2 separate regions of the Homo sapiens genome follow, and region 1 is linked to region 2. A link is a contact called in ENCODE Hi-C or POLR2A ChIA-PET data. All regions are on one chromosome and are shown on one strand. Each heading gives the region's core, a stretch centred on a gene start or an enhancer-like site at or near the end of the contact. The rest is flanking DNA. Distances are from core to core; before and after follow the strand shown.

Region 1 (3,970 bases), core at 1,414-3,913, 1.2 Mb after region 2:
CTCCTCTACCCCCAGCTTGTTCCAACTAAGTGTTTCCTGGTGAGGAAAATGCTTCAACAGCCTTGGCTGGCTGAGGCAATTAAATTATGAAATTTACCACATTAGATGAAAACCAGCATCTCAATCAACCAATTCATTTGTGTCTGGCCACTCTGTTTTCTTGTGCCAGCTCTGCCCACACTGGCCAGGCTATGCCTACACTGCCTGGTGGTACAGAGGGACTAGGGGCTCAGACAATGGGCTGGTCTTTGGGACCAGGGGGTAGGTTCTCCCAGGACCCCCAGAGAAGAGAGGCTGCATCCAGAAGCCATCCAGCTTCCTACAAATGCGCTGGACTGCTGACTGTGCGGCCAGACACTACGGACGAGAGCAAACCTTCTACCACCTCCCACTTGCATTCTCCATGGCCTCAACCTGTGCCTATCTTGAGGCTGGCAATGAATTGGGCCTCTGGGAGAAGTGTGGGTGAGCGACAGGACAAAGGTGGCTGCCCTACACCTCGAATCTGGGCGATGACATGCCTTTCTCATCTTAGTCAAGGCATCCTCTCCCCAGGAAGCCTTGCCCACCTGTGTCTCCTTCTCTCCTCTTGCTGCCTCTATCACTACGATGTGTCAGGGCCCCTAATCCATGTGCCAGCACTCCCTCATCTAGGTGCTCACTAAAGGAAGAGTCTCCAGCACCTAACTCAGGGCCTGGCACACAGCAGGTGCCCAATCAAGTCTGTTCAAACAATGAATCAATCAATCAATCAGTCACAAACCACCCACTAAATAACACTCTCACTCATCCTACCCTTCCCCCCGCCCCCGCCCAAGTGATAGACGGGACGAACCAAGCTTGCTTTCACTGGGTAATTGTTCTCTTTTCTTCCTGCTCTCTTCTGCCCACACGGGGTGCCCGCAGATTTAAAACGCTATTAAGGGGCATCGGGCTGCAGAACCTGCTTCCGATGTGGAGCATGCAATTTGCCTATAGCTCTTCTCTCCGCACCACATACATAAATCCAACTGCAGCCCAAGACCCCAGGATGAAGGTGTCTTCCATTTCTACCTCCCTTTTATCAACCACCCTGGAGTCACTGCCTGACAAATGACTCAAAACTGAAATAGCTGCCAGGCCGGAAAAAGACTGACTACGTCAACCTTCACAGGCACAGCTTGTGGACCCAAGAGCCTCCGGTCTTGGGACACCAAATGGACCCTGAGGTGGGGTAGACTTTGTGTCCTACTCTTCCCCAGACCCCCACGCAAGCCTTCACCAACATGCCAGGAATCCTCACAGCTCAGATCAGCACACTGAGCATCAGTTCCTCCTATGAATGGGGAGACTGGGACCCAGGGTCCCAGAGGGCTTGGCCCCATAACGGTCACTGGAATCTGGTCCAGGATACAGACCGTGGAATCCTGCCTCCTCTCCTGGTGCTACTGCTAACTTCCTTCCCTTCCTCTCTCTATTGGGCCGATAGAGTGGAACCAAATGGTCCAGACACCTGGCATTCTCTGCCCTGACTACCGAGGAGAGTCAAAGTCCAGCCCGCCTTCCCCAAGGTCAAATTCACCGGGATCCAGCAGGACCCAAGAGCGTCCAGATTAAATCTGCAGGGGCCTGGGTCCGCCCCCTCACCCACAGTTCGTTGGGTCAGGCCTCTAGAGAGATGTTTCTTTGTTCAAAGACAATGGGAATGCACTTTGGGGGCTTAGAGCAGCAACACAAAAAAAGTATCTGGTATCTCCCGGGCACAATCCCCCAAGAGAAAAGCTTCTAAAGCAACTACGAAAGAGACAGGGGGAGTGGGGGCGTAACATCGCGCGGTGTGTCTCGGAGCCAGGGCAAGTGTGGTAATTAGAGTCAGGCTAGAGGGCTTGCTCTGGACCTGCCAGTCTGGCCGCCACCCAGGTGGACAGGTGGGTGTGCCTTTGAGTGCGACCTTTCTCTGCCGCTGGACAGTTCTGCAAACCGAAACGAGGGACCCTGGCAGGCGGAACGTGAACGGCTCGGGGCTCCGCGGCCAGGCCCGCGCAAACCCTCCCCTTGTGAACCCCGGGCCCTCGCTCTGCGCCAGGCAGGCAGCCATCCGGCCTGGGCGTCCAAGGCGCGGGGCATCGCCGCTCGCGTCCTCAAAGACAAGCAGTCTCTCTTTCCAGGATCAATAGTAATTTTTTAAAAAAAAGAGTCTGCGGACTCAATGAATCAACCACTCCCTGGGGAAAGAGTAGCGGCTCCCGCGCGCAACATCCATTTGCCAAACAATTCATTCCCTCGCGCAGAGCTCTCGGCGAATTCCCTCGCGGAGCCGCGGGGTGCCGGCCGGCCGCCGCTCCCCACCATTGTCCCAGGGCCCCGGCCCCAGCCGCGGGGCCCCCTCCCGGGACACGTAGTCCCGCGGGGGCTCCGAGCGCTTGGTCCCGGCCCGGCCCGGGGTGGTGAGTCCCCAGCGCAGGGAGCGGGGGCGCGGGTGCTGCGGCCAGAGCACGGCGTCCCCGCCCGGCCTGGATACTCACTGCCGGAGACGATCCCCGCCGCCGCCGCCGCCTCAGAGACCACTCCCGGCAGCCCGCGCGAGCTCAACAGGCTCCGCCGCGGCTCCCGTCGGCCGGCTCTCCACAGGCAAAAACGCTCTCGCTGCGATACAGCCTAGGCGCCGCCAACAAACTAGTTTCTCCGGCCTTCCCGCCCCGCCTCCCGGCCCGAAGAGCAGCAGCCAATCAGAGGCATCGCCTCTGTGACGGATGGGCAGCCGAACCCTTCAGTGCAGCCGCAGAAAAGAAGGGGGTGGGCCCCAGGCCGCGCCGGCACCGGGGGGTGGGGGGCCGGGGGCGGGGAGGGGGGGGGACCGGGGGCGGGGCGGGGCGAGGAAAAGGACTTCGACCAGATTCTTAAAGAGACAGGCGCCTGCCCAACCCCGCCGCCCAAGTTTGGGAACAAAACGCGACGGTGTTCTAGAGCTTTCCAGAGGGAGCACTGTAGATTGCATATGCCTCTTTTGTGTTCGGGTCACAAGTGTTGTAGATCTCTTTAGACTCTTCAGAGCCACACTAGTAGTTGCCCGAGTGTTAATGAAACCCTGTCTTTCACTCTGGGCTTGTTTGAATGTTTGGGACTTTCTGCAGCCTCCAAACCCCACCTGTACTTGAAATCTGTATTTTTTGGAGTATTTCAGCTCTCCTCTCTGTGTCATTTCTCACTAAACTCCTTTCGTAAGCCAGCCTTTAAATGTTCGTTCATTCATTCATTCATCCATCCATCCAATAATTTCTTCCAGGAACGTTTCCTGGACGCCCACACCATGCACTCATCTTGGAGGGGGAGAACGGTTTGTGATTCTTCGTCCTTTTCCCTCCTGACTACTACTTCAGCTTACTGTGTGTGTCCAATCTCATCCGTAAAGCGGCAGATAAAAACTCCTCATCGGATTATTTGGGGGATTAAAGGAGACAAATTCCCAGACAAATGAGTGCGCAATAAATGTCCTCTCTTTTCTCCCTCCCAATGAAAATCGATAATTCAAGTAGGTTGCTTAAGGATACAAAAGGTAAAGCATAGAAAGTGATAAGAACGAAAGAGCCAAGCCTGGGGCGGGGAAATTCCCAGGAAGCAGAGGTCACCCTGACGGAGGTGGAGGTGGGAGGTGCAAGGAAGGTCTAAGAAAGTGTACAAAGATTTGGGAGAGGGGATAGGATTGTGACTAGTGGAACCTGGGAAATAGAGCCCCTGGGTAGAAAGCTGCTTAGACAGGACAGATATGCCAGGGTTAAAAGACTGGGAGATGATGAGAAGATACCACCAGGGAAGGCATTTTTGGGAAACAGCTTGATGTTCTGGGTTTGAAGCCCCGCCCTGCCCCTCAAGAGCTGGGTAGGACTGAAGCAGATGGCTCAGACTCTCTGGTGTCTGGTTCTTACTGGTGAAGAGGATTCTAAAACCTTTCTTGCAGGGGTATGGGAAAGATTAAGATAACATATGGAAT
Region 2 (3,909 bases), core at 634-3,133:
CCTGGTGGAAGACTTGCAGAAAGAACCTGGAAGACAGAGGCTGGAGGTGAGCTATAAAAACATAGTTCCGAACAGTTAAAATAGAGGTATGTGAGAGACAGAGCTGCCTTGGGTTACTAGCAGTGTGGGCATACTTCACTATTGATGTTAAACTGGAATTTGCTTATTTCGTGGTCATGGTATCTGCAACTTTCCTTCCAAGTTCAGGCTGACTCTTCAGAGAATGCACAACATTGGCTGCTCTGAGTGTCCGTCCCTGCCATTAAATAAGAAAATTGCTTAAAATGGTATGAGCCTCACTGTGATCAGGGAGGAGCACATGTGACAGGGATGTCTTTTTGGAGAACAGCTCTCACTCTGTAGCAGCCAGCCAGAGGCAAGCGGCTTCGGTGGTCTTTGTCGACATTATTGAGCCTATTGCAAAACACCTGAATTATCCTATGTCTTTTTGCCTAGGGTTTGGCAAGGCAGGTAGGAGCAGTCCCCAGAGAGCTGGGTGGCCAGGATGCAGTGGTCCATGGCCTTATCTCCATAAAGCCTTCCACATGTCTGCCGTCTTTACTGCTGTTGCAGGCTTTTGCATAAGACTGGCTTTTTCCTCTGCTTTTTTTTTTTTTTTTTTTTTTTTGGAAAGGGAGTCTCGCTCTGTCACCCAGGCTGGAGTGCAGTGGTGCCATCTCGGGTCATTGCAACCTCCGCCAACCGGGTTCAAGCGAGTCTCCTGCCTCAGCCTCCCTAGTAGCTGGGACTACAGGCGCCCACCACCACGCCCGGCTAATTTTTGTATTTTTAGTAGAGACTGGGTTTCACCATATTGGCCAGGCTGGCCTCGAACTCCTGACCTTGTGATCCACCCACCTCGGCCTCCCAAAGTGTTGGGATTACAGGCGTGAGCCACTGCACCCAACCTTTCCTCTGCTTTTTTATGTTTGGGATGTTTAAGTTTTAGTCCCTACAGAATTTTGACCACTTCCAGTCCTTGAAGAGGGACAGGATGTGCTCTCAAAGAAGGAGCCCTCAGGATCAGTACTGAGTTCTCTAAACATCCATCCGAAGCAAGCACAGACAGAATCTGTCTGTTCCAGGCAATGGTGAAGTTCACAGCAGAACCAGAGGAACAGTTGAAGCACAGCCCCAAAATAGAACGAACTCTAGCCCGTCCGCAAGAGTGATAAGAAATCGCAGTGTGGGCCCACGCGCGCCGCACGGCCGGGTCGCCGCCGTACCGTGGTGTACGTGCAGAATGCGCAGAGCGAGCGGCACCCGCTTACCCTGCGCTCCTCCGCAGCCTGGGCCGGGCCGCCCGGGACGCTGAGGCGGTGGCGGCAGCCGAGGGGGCCGGTCTTGCGCTCCGCAGGCTCGCGCGCCCGAGCCCGGGTTGCCGTTCGCCGCACAGGCCGCGTTCTCTCAGCCCACGGCGGCGATTAGGCGCTGAGGCGGCCGCCTGCGCTGCGCCGGAGCCTAGGACTCGGAAGCGACCCGGCCGAGGGCCCTGGGTGCCAGCCTCCTTGAGTCAAGGGTAGCGGGTGCATGGCGCAGTGACGGCCCCTATCTCTCTCTCCGCTCCCCAGCCTCGGGCGAGGCCGTCCGGCCGCACCCCTCCTGCTCAGCTGCGGTCGCCATGGCCAATGACAGCTGCGGGCCCGGCGAGCCGAGCTCGAGCGAGCGAGACCGGCAGTACTGCGAGCTGTGCGGGAAGATGGAGAACCTGCTGCGCTGCAGCCGCAGCTCCTTCTGCTGCAAGGAGCGCCAGCGCCAGGACTGGAAGAAGCACAAGCTCGTGTGCCAGGGCAGCGAGGGCGCCCTCGGCCACGGAGGGGGCCCTCACCAGGACTCCGGCCCCGCGCCGCCCGCTGCAGCGCCGCCGTCCAGGGACCGGGCCCTGGAGGCCAGGAAGGCAGCGAGGCGCCGGGACAGCGCCTCCGGGGACGCAGCCAAGGCAAAGGCCAAGTCCGCGGCCGACCCCGCGGCGGCCGCGTCCCCGCCTCGCGCGTCCCCGGGCCGGACAAAAGCCATGGCTGCTTGTTATCCGGTCAATGGAACGGGTTATGTACGTCATGTTGATAATCCAAATGGAGACGGAAGACGTGTGAAATGTATTACATTACGTTAAAGAACGGGATGCCAAGGTAAGTGGAGGTATACTTCGAATTTTTCTAGAAGGTAAAGCCTAGTTTGCTGACATTGAACCCAAATTTGATAGACTGCTGTTTTTCTGGTCTGACCATCGCAACCCTCATGAAGTACAACCAGCATATGCTACAAAGTACGCAATAACTGTTTGGTATTTGATGCAGATGAGAGAGCACGAGCTAAAGTAAAATATCTAACAGGTGAAAAAGGTGTGAGGATTGAACTCAATAAACCTTCAGATTCAGTCAGTAAAGACGTCTTATAGAGCCTTTGATCCAGCAATACCCCACTTCACCTACAATAATTGTTGACGCTATTTGTTAATTTGTGAATACGAATAAATGGGATAAAGAAAAATAGACAACCAGTTCGCATTTTAGTAAGGAAACAAACAACTTTGTGTGTTGCATCAAACAGAAGATTCTGACTGCTGTGACTTTGTACCGCATGATCAACTTAGAATCTGTGATTGCTTACAGGAAGAAGATAAGCTACTAATAGAAAATGTTTTTACCTCTGGATATGAAATAAGTGCCCTGTGTAGAATTTTTTTCATTCTTATATTTTGCCAGATCTGTTACGTAGCTGAGTTAATTTCATCTCTACTTTTTTAATATATGTCAAGTTTGAATTGGAATAATTTTTCTATGATTAGGTACAATTTATCAAAACTGAATTGAGAAAAAATTACAGTATTTCTCAAAATAACGTCAATCTATTTTTGTAAACCTCTTCATACTATTAAATTTTGCCCTAAAAGACCTCTTAATAATGATTGTTGCCAGTGACTGATTAATTTTATTTTACTTAAAATAAGAAAAGGAGCACTTTAATTACAACTGAAAAATCAGATTGTTTTGCAGTCCTTCCTATCTTACACTAATTTGAACTCTTAAAGATTGCTGCTTTTTTTTGATATTGTCAATAATGAAACCCAATTGTAAAACAGTCACCATTTACTACCAGTAACTTTTAGTTAATGTCTTACAAGGAAAAAGACACAATAAGAAGAGTTTAATTTTTTTTTTTTTTTTGAGTCTTGCTCTGTTACCCAGGCTGGAGTGCAGTGGTGCATTCTCAGCTCACTGCAACCCCACTGTCTCCCAGGTTCAAGCAATCCTCCCGCCTCAGCCTCACAACTAGCTGGGACTACAGGCACATACCACCATGCCTGGCTAATTTTTGTATTTTTAGTAGAGACTGGGTTTCACCATGTTGCCTAGGCTGGGGTTTAAGTTAAATTTTTTTAAAAACTAAAGTGACTGGCACTAAGTGAACTTGAGATTATCCTCAGCTTCAAGTTCCTAAGATAAGGGCTTTCTTAAGCTTTCAGATACATGTATCCTCTAGATGTAGACAATAATGTCCCATTTCTAAGTCTTTTCCTTTGCTTCTCCTTAAGTTGATTGTACTTCCAAATTTGCTGTTATTTTTTTTCCTAATACTGTGATTTATTTGATCTACAGACAGGAACCTTGTCTCTGTTGAAGAGCATCAAGGGAAGATTACATACGCCTTGAAACCGAAGTGTGTTGTTACCGACTTAATGTGCAGTAACTCCTCAGATATCTGTTAAGGCACTTCCCAGATGTGATGCCAGTCTTCTTACCTGTACTGAAAGATGTTTAGCTTAGAAAAAAAAAAAAGTGCAAAATCAGATTTAAAAAAAAAAAAAGTAGCAGCAGTGTGGGGAGGAAGGAAGTACCCTTCTGTGGGGAGGGCATAGAAGTACTCTGTGAGTGCAGAAAGTGGGGTAGAAGGTACAGCTCCCTTCTA

What was found. A loop is a pair of places that touch in the nucleus more often than their neighbours do. ChIA-PET counts read pairs that join two places held with the same protein, here RNA polymerase II (POLR2A). Pooled maps may share reads with other maps.
Region 1: a pooled map shows a loop between it and region 2 (5-fold over the local background). The contact joins the promoter of KLHL25 here to the enhancer-like site in region 2. A Hi-C loop is called at or near these places in 6 of 50 pooled maps. POLR2A ChIA-PET finds 5 or more read pairs at or near these places in 2 of 52 experiments (activated T-cell and activated naive CD4-positive, alpha-beta T cell).

What each region holds. Positions count from the first base shown.
Region 1 is chr15:85,792,262-85,796,231 of GRCh38, forward strand. It overlaps KLHL25 (kelch like family member 25), which reads right to left and starts at 2,664. Exons shown (of 3, transcript NM_022480.4): 1 at 2,505-2,664. RefSeq lists silencers at 2,335-2,634, 2,785-2,854.
Region 2 is chr15:84,632,253-84,636,161 of GRCh38, forward strand. It overlaps the pseudogene SCAND2P and the pseudogene EGLN1P1. Among named protein-coding and RNA genes, the nearest start is that of WDR73, 20 kb to the right of the region's middle. RefSeq lists silencers at 1,136-1,485, 1,956-2,035. Within about 2 kb of position 1,884, at least 6 of the 41 ENCODE cell types and tissues checked have a DNase peak (open chromatin) inside an H3K27ac peak, as active enhancers do.